Linked DNA regions of Homo sapiens: regions 2 and 3 are each linked to region 1. Evidence: chromatin contacts called from ENCODE Hi-C or POLR2A ChIA-PET data. All regions are on one chromosome and are shown on one strand. The core of a region is the stretch at or near the end of the contact, and the rest is flanking DNA. Distances in the headings are between cores, read along the strand shown.

Region 1 (4,788 bases), core at 1,282-3,781:
AGTTTTTTTGAGACAGTCTCGCTGTCGCCAGGCTGGAGTGCAGTGGCATGATCTTGGCTCACTGCAATCTCCGCCTCCCGGGTTCAAGCGATTCTCCTGCCTCAGCCTTCTGAGTAGCTGGGATTACAGGAGCCTGCCACCATATCCAGCTAATTATTGTATTTTTAGTAGAGACGGGGTTTCACCATGTCGGCCAGGATGGTCTCGATCTCCTGACCTCATGATCCGCCTACCTCGGCCTCCCAAAGTGCCAGGATTACAGGCGTGGGCCACCGCGCCTGGCCTATCAAGCCATTCTAAAGCATTCTTTCCATGTCCAGCTTCTTCTTTTCCTCTTCTAACCCATTACAGTCAGGCATTTCCAAGATTTCGCCTTAGACCTTTTCTCTTTGTATATTAGTCCTTGTTAGCTATTGGGAAACATTTTAAGGTCCATTATTATTCAGAACCAGGCCAGCTTCAGGTGCTTTCCTTTTCTTCAGGAACAAAACAGAAACCTATTATACTTTCCTGTTTAAAAAATGCCATACTCTCCCCTCGCCCAGGTTCTTCTCCTAACTGTGGAATGCAGTCTTCTCTGCGTCTGCCCTTTTGTGCTGTGCTCGAATGGAATCTTCTCACTTTACTGGTTTTACTAATAAACAGAAGTTACAAAGGTCCCTAAATCTTTCCAACGTTTTGGTTCCTGATCTATATGCAGATTCCCTTCTGCAGGAAACTGCATGGAGTGCCACAACATTGGGTGTTAGAAAGCTGGCTGGCTCAGAGGCCTCAGAGTGAGGAGCATTTGACAGGGTCTAGCTTTTGTGTTACAGGACCAAAGAAGCTGAATCATGTTCATTAGAAACTGCTGCATAAAGACCAACATACCAGTGTATTAATTTGTAATGAAAAATAACGACTGTCAAGGAAAATGGCTATTCATTTCATTTGGCCAGGGCATTCTCTCCTTGTAGGAAAACTATACGGGAATTAAAATAATATTCAGAACTGCATTTATTGAGAAAAGGAACAGAATAAAAGGTCCAGTTTTATGATTCAAATATTTAATGGAATCACATTAAGCTTTAATAGAGAGATGAGACTATCTCTACTACTAGAACCAGATAGTTTTGTACACACACAGGAGACTTTTCACTTCAGAAATATTTACTTCCCAGGGTTTTCTTGGCTCAATTCCTGAGTTAGATATATTATTTCTCTCAGTAAGGTTTGCTCTGGCCAGAGACGTTCATTTCTGGTTTGATCCACTCTGGATTGACCCATAATAGAATTATTACAAGACAGTATTTTCAAGTGTTTGGAGAGTATCTGCTGAACCCCAATACCGCTCAGCATACATCTGCATACTAGAGGCTCACAGTTAAATCCTCACTTATTTCTACTTATTCGTCAGTGGGGGGGAAGAAATCAGAAAAAGAGGAAAAGAAAATCATAAACAGCCCCCAATGCCAGGCAGCCTGGCACGCAGCAGATGCCCTCAAATCTGGTGAAGGAATAAACGCAGTTTCCTACTCCTTTCGCCGAATGCAATTCAGAAAAGCATTACAGAGCACAACTCCTTCCAGGCTGGAAACGCTGCCAGAAAGCAGCTCTCGCTTCACCTCTGCCGGGGGACTCCGCCCTCTCCCCCAGCGCTCCAAGCGGAGACCGCAGGTCAGCAAGAACTGAAAACGCGTCTACTGGGCCAGGTCTCATGTTTATCTTATTTCCCCCTCACTCCACAGCACTCACTCCCCAGCTATTAAAACAGAGAAGAAAAAAAAGGAAAGAAAGATGGTAAGAATAAGACAGTAGGGTTAGGATCGGGGAGAGGGGCTTCAGCAAAAAACAGTTGCATCGCTCAGCCCCGGAAACTCATCCCGTCATCCCCAGACTCTCTCTCGGGAACTGGGCCCTACTTCAGAGATCCAGAAACAAAAATTGTAGCGTCGAGATGGTTAGGGCCGAGTCTACTTCTTTCGCCGGTTGGGCCTCAGAGCCCCAAGGCCGCCCTGCTATACTGCGCGACTGCACCGCGGGCCAGAGCGCGCCCCTAGCTCGAGGCTGCCAGCGGACACCGGGAAACTGAGCGGCCTGCGGGTCCAGACATCTGAGGAACGCCGCGCTCAGGCCCGTGCCTGCAGCCCGGTCCGCAGAGGGGGGGGGCCGCTCCCCCCGGTCGCCCAGTCGGGTCGCGCCGGTCCTTTCTCAGGGTGACCGCGTTCCTTCCGCCCAGAGAGGGCAAAGAGTCCCGCTCCCTCGTGTGCATCTCCCGCCCGCGCTCCGGAGCGCCCCCTAGGAAGAAAGCCCGAGCGGCGGCCACGCCTCGGTGGCGATTTTATTAGCGCTTGGTTGGGGTGGCCCGGCTGCCTGCGAGCGGGGTTTCCCCGCCCCTCCCCCCTTCCCCTCCCCCCAGGCGGCCGGAACCTCCCTGCGGAGCGGAGTGATACCGGCGGCGGCGTAGAGCGCGGTGCGGCCGAGGGGCGCCCGGGACTGCGCGGGGCGGGCGGCGGCGGAGGGAGGAGGGGAGAGAGGCGGGGCCGGGGCGGGTTGTTGTGAGGCGACTGCGCTACTGCCGGAGCGGGGCGGTTATGGCGGCTCCATATTAACAGCCTCCTCCTCCTCCGCCGCCGCCGCCGTCTCCTCCTCCTCCTCCTTTCCCTCCCGCCCGCGCTCTAAGCCATCTCCGCCTTCACCCTGACGCCTGCCTCTTCCCCTCACCTTTCCCCCTCCCCTGTTCTACCATGCCCGGCATGATGGAGAAAGGGCCCGAGTTACTGGGGAAGAACCGATCGGCCAACGGCAGCGCCAAGAGCCCGGCAGGCGGCGGCGGCAGCGGCGCCTCGTCCACCAACGGCGGGCTGCACTACTCAGAGCCCGAGAGCGGCTGCAGCAGCGACGACGAGCACGGTGGTAGCCTCGAACTCCTCCCCGCCAGCCCGCCTGCCCCCCTCCCTCTTCCCCTCCCCCAGCCCCCTCCCCTCGCCGCTCTCCCGCCCTCCCTCCCCTCAGAGCCTGGGCGCTGCGGTAGCCTCGAACTCCCGGTGCAGTGCAGCAGCACCCCCGCGACCCCCCGTCCCTCCGCCCTCGACCAATCCTCCGCCTTTGCCCCCCCCCGCTCCCCGCCCCCAATCCGCTGCCATCTCCCGGAGTGCCCCGAGTTGATATCTTCCCATCCACCCGCCGCTTCTTTCCTCCATCTAGCGATTTTTATTTTTTAAGTGTCTCTTCCTTTTTCTTTCTTTTCTTCTTTTTTATTTTTTATATATATTTTTTGGCATTGCTTTGCAGATGTTGGGATGAGAGTCGGAGCCGAATACCAAGCTCGGATCCCTGAATTTGATCCAGGTAGATATATTTGCTTAAGCAAAATCTCATATCCCCTTTCCTGGGCTTGGTTTGGGGTGGACGGGCTAGGAGTCCGGGCATGGGGCCGGGAGGGGATGCGGGGTTGGGCTGGGCAGGCATCCGTGGCGGGGAGGCTGTCAGGCTTGGCCGGGCTGTGACACTGGGCGTGTGGGCAGATGTGTGCACTGCAAGGTTAACATGGTTCCCTTCGGAGGCCACTTGCCCGCTGGGGGCATCGCCTTCCTAGCCCTTGAGCCTGGGGCAGGGTCGGGGTGAGCAGAGGGAGACGGCCCTTGGCGGAGTCCAGGGTCCGAGGCCGCGGGCTGGAGGAGCAGGCGTGCGGACTGTATGGACGAACCGTGCAAATGTCAATTGCCACCTCGCTCGCCCCGGCGCCGAGGGCCGCGCTCTGTCGGGCGGGTGGCAGAGGCCAGGGCGGCTGTCACCGGCCGGGGAAGCCAAGGGCGAGCCCTGCCGACCTGTGCGCAGCCGGGATTGTCTCTTTTCTTTCTTTTTGGCTAGGTGGTGTAGCTTTGGTCGCGGCAGCTCTGCGGAGTGCAGGAGCCGCGGAGAGAAAGGGGTGGGGGAAGGGGGTGGGGAGACGCCAGCGGCAGGCACACCTCGCTCGCCAGCCAGCTCTGGGAAGTTAGACCACAGGACAGTGGCTGCAGCTGCCAAGGAGACATTTTCTCCCCGACCAGCCAGGTTCCAGCGTCCTCTGCCAACCCAGCTTGCGGGCTCCCTGTCTACTTTTCTCCAAACAGGCTCCCCGGCGGTCACGAGATTTCAGCCTGTGCAGGGATTGGGCGAGAGTTCCGCATATGGAGGCGCCCTTGCTGGAGCCTCTCGGAGTGGAGCGCGTTTCCTTCTCCCCACCCTGCCTGAGACCCTTCTCAGTTAAGGCTTTGGACAGACTTTGAAAGGGACCCACCTTTTTTTTTCCTCCTTACAGTTTGTCAATTTTTGCCCAGTGCCCATAATATTGCGTTTGTGTCAGACATTGGATTTCTATGTTAGATATTAAAGAGCTTACTTGTATTTTCTTGGAGAGAAACAATGTTTAATTATTAGGATACAGAGGCGTGTTTTTTTGTTCCTCCTCTCCCCATTAAGACAATGCAAAATGATATTTACCAACCATTTGGATTTCAGATAGCAGCTCTTCCTCCTGTCCCAAGTGAGGAGGATGAAAAGTAATGAGTCGGGACAGTCTCATTTTTAATAGGTGAAAACAGTGATGCAAGAGTGTTCACTAGATTTGGGTTGCCTTCTAAATGACTGGCTGGGAATACATTTTATTCAAAGACTATCAGTGTGTATACTGATGGGCTTCAAATAATTTTAAATGTTTTATGAAACTAATTTTCTTTATTGATGTTGCTAGTAGGTGAATGGCACTTTCACACCACTCTGCTCCCTTTGGGTTTACTTGACATTTGGAAAGAGCACATTTTGGCT
Region 2 (4,788 bases), core at 1,632-4,131, 210 kb after region 1:
CTGCCTCTGGGGTTCAAGCGATTCTCCTGCCTCAGCCTCCCAAGTAGCTGGGATTACAGGCATCCGCCACCACGCCTGGCTAACTTTTTAATTTTTTTTTTTAGTAGAGACGGGGTTTTACCATGTTGGCTAGGCTGGTCTCAAACTCCTGACCTCAAGTGACCCGCCTGCCTCAGCCTCCCAAAGTTCTGGGATTACAGGTGTGACCCACCACGCCCAGCTTATAATTGATAATTTTTTAAAAGCACTGTAAAATATTAAAAGAACCCAGTGCTTTGGGAGGCCAAGGCAGGACAACATAGCAAGACCCTGTCTCTACCAAAAGTTTAAAATTTTAAAAAAATTTACTGGGTGTGGTGGTGCATGCCTGTAGTCCCAGCTACTTAGGAGGCTGAGGCAGCATGGTCACTTGAACCCAGGAGTTTGAGGCCGCAGTGAGGTAGGATCACACACTGTTCTCCAGCCTGCGTAACAGAGCAAGACCCTGTCTTGATTAAGAAAGAAAAAAACTTTAAAAATTAAAAGGTAAATTGAAACTGGAAAAAAAAGTCACAATATATATAATAGACCAAAATTTAATGTTTTTAATATTTGCAGTCTGTGATAGTTTGGATGTTTGTTTACTCCAACCCTCATGTTGAAATTTGATCTCCAAAGCTAAAGGTGGGGCCCAATGGGAGATGTTTGGGTCATGCAGGTAGCCCCTCATGAATAGATTAATGTCCTCCCTTGGGAGTGAGTCAGTTCTCACTCTTTGAGTTCCTGAGAAAGCTAGTTGTTAAAAAGAGCCTGGCCTCTGTCCTCCCTTCTCTTGCTTTCTGTCTTGCCATGTGATTTCTGCACACACAGGCTCCCCTTTGCCTTCCATCATGAGAGGAAACAACCTGAGCCCCTCACTAGATGCAGATGCCAGGTCTTGAACTTTCCGGTCATCAGAATCATGAGCCAAATAAACCTTTTTATCTTTAGAAATTACCCAGTGTCTGGTGCTCCTACATAGCAACACAAAAGGTCCTAAGACAAAACCCTAACAGATTAATTAGAGAAAGAGATAGCCAAAATATTTGACTAGGTAATTCACATGATAATGCAAATTGCCAGTACATGTCCCTTTTCATGTTCAATCTTTCTTGTAATGAAATAAATGTAATTAAAATAACATTTTTATCCTACCAAACTAGCAAAGAGAGAAAAAAAACAATATTGCTGAGGGATCAGCTACCCCAATTCCCTGCTGGAGTCTGATTCCCCTCCCAAAAAAGTAGGCTGACTATAGTGACTTGCTTGATTAATAGGACAAAGCAAAAATGATGTCTTAAAACATCCATAGCCAGCTTTTAACAAGCCTGTAGCTTCTGCCTGGACCGTTTGTTCTTGGCACACTCTCTGTCCTTCAGAACCCAGCCACCATGTGTGAAAAGCCCAAGTCACATGGAGTGGGCAAATGGCCGGGAGGAAACATCTGCTTCCTATGTGGGTCAAGTTAGGGTAGCATCCTCAGCTAAAGAAGTGTGTGTTCTTTCTTAGACGTGTTAGTCATTCAGGGTAAATGGACCTGAAATATCTCAGGAGGCAGTCAAGCCACATGTATTATCCATTCTCAGGCTGTCTGGGTTGTTAGTGGTGGTTTGTCTATATCAACTGGTCCACAAAAGACAAAAATGACAGCCAACAGAATAACAGAGAATGACACCTAAGAAAATAGAAAAGAGGAAGAAAAAATGAATTATACTTCTCTTTTGGAGCTCTCCTGTGAGAACAAAGCGGGGATTGATATTTTTCTGGGGACCAACTGATTGTGGCCATCAAAATTCTGAGTCCTGAGAGGCATACATTTTTGGCTATTCAGCATTAGGCAGTAAGTTATCCTAAGTAAAAACGTCTCCAGGAAAAGAGAAGAGAAATCAAACACTGTGCTTTTGGTAGCTGTGGATTTGCTAAGTTGTTCCTAGAGCAGCATCATGTTGCAAAAGAAGCAGTTTTCTAGGAATCAAGAGAACTAAGTTCAAGTTACTGCCAGAGAGGCAGAGAGGCCTCTACAGCTGATGAGAAATGGGTTTAAATTCTGGCTATGCCTGCTACTCTCTTTACAACTTTGAAAAGTCAGCCATCTAAACCTCTGCTTCTGTACCTGTAAAATGGAGATAAAAATACCTGCCTCACCATGTTGTTTGTGAGGATAAAATGAGATAATGCACGCACCATGCTCAGCATGTGCCTTACTCACATAGTAAGTGTCCCAAAATGGTGGGTCATTTTCTTGCTACTCTTGCCAGTGATTTCCTGTTTGATGGTGGGCAAATTGCTTAGCTCCTGGCTACACTGGAAAGGATGTTGCTTTCTCATCTACCTCCCAGAGTTAGTGTGGAGGTCAAATGAGAAAATGAACTGAAGGAAAGCAATGTGATGTGGTGGTAGGTGGGAGGCATCCAAGCTAAGCCTCAGGAAACAGAGGCTACACCATGGGGACAGGTCACTGAGGACCCAGAGGCAAGTGAGCAAGTGGAAAATAAGAGCACACACATAACACAGCAAGAAGCCTTTGAACACCCTTCTGGTTCCAGGAGCTTTATATGCCTTGATATCAGTTAATTTCCACAACCACAGTGTCGTGCAAATATTGTTACTCAAATGAGAAAACTGAGACTCAGCAAAGTTAAGTAGCTGTGCCAAGGTCACACTGTTTGTAGATGTCACAGCAGGTGCTCCATGTCTGCAGCTGAGAGAGGATGTGACGGCGCAAGTCTCTTGTCCTGCCAAAGGCTATCCTGGGCAAACCTGCAAAGGGAGGCTGCTTCCGGCTGGAGAAGAATGGTGCACTCAGAGCGCACTCTGCTCCGGTACAGGCGCTGATCCATGGGGATCCCACAGCCAGCACAATGGACTCTCTGGCTGAGCCGCCCGTGACCACCAGGGGGCCTTCACGGGACCTCTGCAAATAAGAACAAACTTGATTCCCAGGACCGGCTCGCATCTGAAGATGGCTTTAAGCCCAACGGTCAAACATGTCACTTTTACCTGTTCTGAGGACAAGGGCAGCACCTGCACCCTCCCACTCACCTTTACTAGCTCCAGCTGCCTCCCTCCCAGTTCTACCACTTGGCACAAGAAGCAGGAAAGAGTTCCCTACAACCCACTCCCAGACAGCTATTTCTACCTGCTGGATTACAACTTTCTCATTTTCTCTCTCTCTCTTCTTCTCTCTCTCTCACCCCTTATGAATAGTGTCCATAACAGACACCAGATAATTTTCATCCTATGTAATTGTATTCTTGCAGGTTTATAAAAAAAGCTCAGATCTTATCACCCTCTCCATTTTCTAGTTGCTATAAAATGGTATTTGCAGCACTCTTGACAAGATACATTTTGGCCAGGCATGGTGGCTCACACCTGTAATCCCAGCATTTTGGAAGACTGAGGTGGGTAGATCACCTGAGGTCAGGAGTTCGAGACCAGCCTGGCCAATATGGTGAAACCCTGTTTCTACTAAAAATACAAAAATTAGCTGGGCATGGTGGTATTTTATTTGTAAAAAAAAAAATATGAAAATAGCCTGCAACCCCAGCTATTTGGGAGGCTGAGTCAGGAGAATTGCTTAAACTGGAAGGAAGAGGTTGCAATGAGCCAAGATCGTGCCACTGCACTCCACTCCAGGCTGGGCAACAGAGCGAGACTCTGTCTAAAAAAAAAAAAAAGATACATCTCATCTTCAAGCATTTCCTGAATGCTGCTAAGGAGATGATAAACATCGATCACAGCTGATAAACATCTATGTGATAAACTACTTTGCAACCATCTATCTCTAACATAAGATCACATAACCATTGTAATAGGTCCAAAGCGCATTAATCTATTGAAATGAAATCATTTGTGCATGTGTTAGAGTTAAATAGATTCAGTTGTGCCAACAGAGAATTTCCTGATTTCCCCAGAAAGAATAATCTAAAACCATAGTTTTCAGCCTTGGCTGCACAATGGAACCACCTAGAAAACTTTAGAAAAACTGATGCCTGAGTCCCATCCCAAGTTTCTGATTTAACTGGCCTGAGATGTGGCCTGGGTGCCAGATAATCTAATGTGCAGCCAAGCTTGAGAACCACAGATCTAAAAGATGAGGGAAATTGGGCTCAAGGGCAATGATTAAAGAGCCAGGTCTGGACACTCCAGAGGAAGGAAGGTGAAAAGTGCTCTTCAGTGTGTTCAATCGACTTTCAGTTACCCATACTAATTGAAGAGAAGACTGTCACAGACAACTGTAAGATCTTAAACTTGAAAGTTCTTTTATAGTTGGGAAAGCATTTGATCTTATTTAAACCTCACCACAAGCCTGGGCAGTAGAAAGGTATCTATGCTTCTCTAATAGATAAGGAACAGGAGCCTCAAGAGAGTGAATGATTTGCAAAGATGTAAGTGGCAGAATAATTTCACCAGAACTATAATCCAGAATGTTCAATAGCCTCAAAATTCAAACAATTTTATCTAGACCGTTAAATTCCTTTTGTTCCCCTGAGTAAGAGCAAAATCTGCTCATGGGTTAAAAAACCAAGCCAACCAACCAACCAAACAACAACAAAAACAGGAAACTTTTTAAGATAAGATGGAGTGGCAGAGAAAAAACAAAAAAAACAAAACGAAAAGTTTCTCAGAAAGCAATAATAGTGAGCTGACTTCACAGTAGGGACAATGAGTGACTGTCATTTCTTCCTGTATATATCTACACCTGGGCAGAAGGTTGATATGGCCACGGACAGTTAGACAAAAAAACTTTCTCATTTTCCCACCCATGAG
Region 3 (4,788 bases), core at 770-3,269, 160 kb after region 1:
AGTGTTTCTATATGCTAACAGCAATCAGCCTGAAAAAGAAATAAATCAATCTCATTTACAATAGCTACAAAAAATAAAATACCTAGGAATAAATGTAACTAAAGAACAAAGAAGTAAAATATCTCTACAAAGAAAACTATAAGACACCAATGAAAGAAATTAAAGGTGACAAAAAAAAATGAAAGATATCCCATGCTCTGGAATGGAAGAATTAATATTGTTTGAATGTCTGTACTACCCAGAGTGAGTTATAGACTCAATGTAATCCCTATCACAGTACCGGTGATATTTTTCACAGAAATAGAAAAAAAAAAATCCTGAAATTCATATGAATAGCTAAATGATCCTGAGCAAAAAGAAAAAAGAAGGAGGCATCACACTACCTGATTTCAAATTATACTATAAAGCTATAGTAACCAAAACAGTATGGTACTGTAAAAACACACACACAGACCAATGGAACGGAATAGAGAACTCAAGAAGAAATCCATGTACTTCTAGCCAACTCATTTTCAACAACGGTAACAAGAACATCCAATGGGAAAAAGGTAGTCTCTTTAATAAATGATACTGGGGCTGGGCATAGTGGCTCATACCTGTAATTTCAGCACTTTGGGAAGCCAAGGCAAGAGGATTGTTTGAGGCCTGGAGTTCAAGACCAGCCTGGGAAACATAGTGAGACCCCCATCTCTACAAAAAATTAAATATTAGCTGGGCATGGTGGTGTGTGCTTCTGGTCCCAGATACTTGGGAGGCTGAGGTGGAAGGATCACTTGAGCTTAGGAGTTTGAGGCTACAGTGAGCGGTGCGTGTCCCTCTGTACTTCAGCCTGGGCAACAGAGTGGGACCATTCTTAAAAAATAAAAATAAGTAAATAAATCGTGCTGGGAGAACTGGATATCCATGTGCAGAAGAATGAAACTAGATCCCCATCTTTTACCATATAAAAAAATCACCTTAGCTGGGCACGGTGGCTCATACCTGTAATCCCAGCACTTTGAGAGGCTGAGGTGGGCAGATCACAAGGTCAGGAGTTCAAGACCAGCCTGGCCAACATGGGGAAATCCTGTCTCTACTAAAAATACAAAAATCAGCCTGGCGTGGTGGCGGGTGCCTGTAATCCCAGCTGTGCAGGAGGCTGAGGTTGCAGTGAGCCAAGATCGTGCCATTGCACTCCAGCCTGGGTGACAAGAGCAAGACTCCATCTCAAAACAAACAAACAAAAATAGCCACAATATATAAGGAACTCAATAGCAAAAACCAAATAATCCAATTTTTAAAATGAGTGAAAGACCTGAATAAATATTTCTCAAAAGAAGGTACACAGATGGTCAACAGATATTTGAAGAAAAATGCCCAACATCACTAATCATCAAGGAAATGCAAATCAAAACCACAATGAAATACTATCTCACCCCAATTAGGATGGCTATTGCCAAAAGACAAAAAATAACATATGCTGGTAGAATGCAGAGAAAGGGGAACTCACCTACACTGTGGGAATGTAAAGTAGTACCTCCATGATGAAAAACAGTATGGAGGTTCCTCAAAAAATTAAAAATAAAACTACCATATGATCCAGCAATTTCACTGTTGGGTATATATTTAAAAGAAAGAAAATTGTAACATCAAAGAGATATCTGCAATCGGTGTTCCTATGTTTATTGCCTCACTATTCACAAATAGCCAAGGTATGGCATCATCTTAAGTGTCAATCAACGGATGAGTGGATAAAGAAAATGTGGTTATGTACATAGTGGAATATTATTTAGCTATAAAAAAGAATGAAGTCATGTTATTTGCAGCAATGTGATTTGGAACTGGAGGTCATTATATTAAGTGAAATAAGCCAGGCACAGAAAGACAAATATCACATTGTTCTCTCACATGTGGGAGCTAATAAATTGGATCTCATGGAGGTAGAGAGTAGAATCATGGCTATGAGAGGCAGGGAGGGGAAGAGTAGAGGGCAGGATGAAGAGAAGCTGGTTAAGGAGTACAAAAATACAGTTAAAAGGAATAAGTTCTGGTGTTAGTAGTACAGTAGAGAAATTACAGTTAACAATAATGTAGTTCATATCTTAAAACAGCTAGAAGAGTAGAATTGTAATATTCCCAACACAAAGAAAAGATAAATTCTTAGGCTGGCCAGGCTTCAGTCACAACACGGTGGGGCTCCCTGGCTGCGCCCGGCCCGGCAGCTACGGGCCCAGCGCCTGTTGGCGGCGCTGAGGGGTCGCCGAGAGGGGCCCGGCGGCGTCTGCGGGGGCCGCTCCCTCCGTGGGCCGCGGGCGAGGCAGGAGCGCGGGCTCCCCCTGCCTCCGGAGCGCCGGCGGGGGACGGCGGGGCAGGAGATGTGCCTGTCCTTAGCGGCCCAGGAAGCAGCATGCACCCCGATGCGACCGACAGTGGCGGCGCCGGCCTCAGCCCCGCGCGGGCCGCAGGCGCCGGCGGCCGTCCTGTCTCGGGCTTCAGGGGCGAGCGGCGGCCAGAGTCCCCGGGGGACGCCGAGGCAGCAGCGGCGGCGCCGGGGGCCCCGGGCGGCCGGAGCTGGTGGAAGCCCGTGGCGGTGGCCGCACTTGCCACCGTGGCCCTCTCCTTCCTGGGGCCCGGCAGCGGGGAGGCGGCGGGGGCCGCGGGGCTGAGCTCCGTCCTGCTCAGGCTCAGCCTGTACCTGAGCTGCGCTGCGGCCACCTTCCTGCTGGGGACCCTGTTCGCCCTCGTCTGCCGGAGCCCGCGCGCCCCGCCGCCCGACTTTGCCGCCGCCTGGAGCCGGCTGGCCGCGACCTCAGCCGCCCGCCGCCCTCCTGGGAGTCCTGTGTATGGAAACTCACATGAGTCAGCTCAGTTTAGAAGGGTAGTAATTTCTCATAATATGGATAAAGTTCTGAAAGAAGTGTTCGACTACAGTTACAGAGATTGCATTCTGTCCTGGTATGGAAACCTCAGCAGAGATGAGGGACAACTTTACCATGTGCTCTTGGAAGACTTTTGGGAAATTGCCAGACAGCTGCACCACAGACTGAGTCACGTGGATGTGGTTAAAGTTGTCTGCAATGATGTTGTGAGGACTTTACTCACTCATTTCTGTGACCTGAAAGGTGCTAATGCCAGACATGAACAGCCAAGACCTTTTGTGTTGCACGTATGCTTGAGGAACTCAGATGATGAAGTAAGATTTCTACAAACGTGTTCTCGGGTTCTGGTGTTTTGTCTCCTCCCCTCAAAGGATGTGCAGTCTCTCAGTTTACCTATAATGCTTGCAGAAATTCTCACAACAAAAGTCCTGAAGCCGGTAGTGGAGTTACTGAGTAATCCAGATTACATTAACCAAATGCTGCTTGCCCAGCTGGAGTACAGAGAGCAGATGAATGAACATCACAAGAGAGCCTACACCTATAGCCCCTCTTATGAGGACTTCATCAAGCTCATTAACAGCAACTCTGATGTGGAGTTCTTGAAGCAACTAAGGTCTGTTGAAGGAACGGTAGAGAAGAGTGGTAGAAGATGTGTGCTGGTCGTTTTCAACAACTGACTTTTGGGCAAGGTATCAAATTGTAGTGGAAATAATCCAAGCGACTACAATTAGCAGCTTTCCCCAACTGAAGAGGCACAAAGGTAAAGAAACTGCGGCAATGAGGGCTAGGAACATGAAGAGGTACATCAACCAACTGACTGTGGCAAAGAAGCAGTGTGAGAAGAGAATCCGAATCCTGGGAGGCCCTGCCTATGACCAGCAAGAGGTTGGGGCCGTGGATGAGGGGGAAGGGCCTCAAAGCCAGAAGGTAGAACTTTATAGTTTCTTGTTCTGACCCTACCAAGTTTATTATAAATGCTGATAGAACTACATATAAAGACTTTCAACTTAAAAAAAAAAAGAAAAATTTTTGAGGTGATAGATATCCGCTTACCCTGACTTGATAATTATAGATCGTATACATGTATCAAAATATCACATTGTGCATCTACTGATTTGGCAAATAAGCTAATAAAGAAATTTAAAAAGAAACAAAATATCACATATAGTCCCAAAATATGTATAACTATGAAATATCAATTAAAAATATTAAAACTAAATTGAGATATACATTGAAAAGGAGGAATGAAGTTACTATAATTATTAGGATGTGTGTTCTTACACCTAGACAACTCCAGAGAATCAGTTGAAAGTGTATTTCTTTAAAAATTATGGGGGGAGGGTGGAACAAAAAGGCAGAACATAGAGGAATTTGAGGACAATAAAACTATTTTATGTGATAATTGTGATGGTTAATAGTGTCAACTTGACTGGATTAAAGGATGCAAAGTATTGATCTTGGCTGTGTCTGTGAGGGTATTGCCAAAGGAGGTTAACATTTGAGTCAGTGGGCTGTGAAAGATAGACCCACTCTTAATCTGGGTGGGCGCAATCTAATCAGCTGCCAGCAAGGCCAGAATGAAAAGCAGGCACAAGAATGTGAAAAGACTAGACTGACTTAGCCTCCCAGTCTACATCTTTCTCCCATGCTGAATGCTTCCTGCCCTCGAACATTGGAGTCCAACTTCTTCAGTTTTGGGACTCAGACTGGTTTCCTTGCTCCTCAGCTTGCAGATGGGCTATTGTGGGACCTTGTGATCATGTGAGTTAATACTCCTTAGTAATACAACATATACATATGTATATATAAAATAGTATATCCTATTAGTTCTGTCCCTCTAGAGAACCCTAATACAATAATAGAATGGTAGATATATGTCATTCATTATACACTTGTCAAAACCCATAAAATTTACCACTCCAAGAATGAA

The links. Hi-C counts contacts between places; a loop is a spot of excess contacts on that map. ChIA-PET counts read pairs that join two places held with the same protein, here RNA polymerase II (POLR2A). Pooled maps may share reads with other maps.
Region 2: a loop to region 1 is called in a map of endothelial cell of umbilical vein, with 3 times the contacts of the local background. The contact joins the enhancer-like site here to the promoter of RCOR3 in region 1. A Hi-C loop is called at or near these places in 1 of 168 maps with a recorded cell type or tissue (endothelial cell of umbilical vein), 1 of 37 single-sample maps with no recorded cell type and 8 of 50 pooled maps. POLR2A ChIA-PET finds 5 or more read pairs at or near these places in 1 of 52 experiments (WTC11).
Region 3: a map with no recorded cell type shows a loop between it and region 1 (11-fold over the local background). The contact joins the enhancer-like site here to the promoter of RCOR3 in region 1. A Hi-C loop is called at or near these places in 3 of 37 single-sample maps with no recorded cell type and 8 of 50 pooled maps. POLR2A ChIA-PET finds 5 or more read pairs at or near these places in 3 of 52 experiments (A673, activated CD4-positive, alpha-beta memory T cell and activated naive CD4-positive, alpha-beta T cell).

Annotation. Positions count from the first base shown.
Region 1 is chr1:211,256,835-211,261,622 of GRCh38, forward strand. RCOR3 (REST corepressor 3) reads left to right here and starts at 2,532. Exons shown (of 12, transcript NM_001136223.3): 1 at 2,532-2,892; 2 at 3,274-3,330. The coding sequence starts at 2,727. LOC105372902 (a long non-coding RNA gene) reads right to left here and starts at 2,358. Exons shown (of 2, transcript XR_922552.3): 1 at 1,902-2,358; 2 at 979-1,741. RefSeq lists enhancers at 1,351-1,470, 1,745-2,246, 2,749-3,248 and silencers at 1,951-2,740, 2,811-3,110.
Region 2 is chr1:211,467,335-211,472,122 of GRCh38, forward strand. No RefSeq gene overlaps it. Among named protein-coding and RNA genes, the nearest start is that of RD3, 22 kb to the right of the region's middle. Within about 2 kb of position 2,882, at least 2 of the 41 ENCODE cell types and tissues checked have a DNase peak (open chromatin) inside an H3K27ac peak, as active enhancers do.
Region 3 is chr1:211,414,150-211,418,937 of GRCh38, forward strand. The region is part of intron 4 of LINC00467 (long intergenic non-protein coding RNA 467); the gene reads left to right. It also overlaps the pseudogene SNX25P1. Among named protein-coding and RNA genes, the nearest start is that of LINC00467, 34 kb to the left of the region's middle. Within about 2 kb of position 2,020, at least 14 of the 41 ENCODE cell types and tissues checked have a DNase peak (open chromatin) inside an H3K27ac peak, as active enhancers do.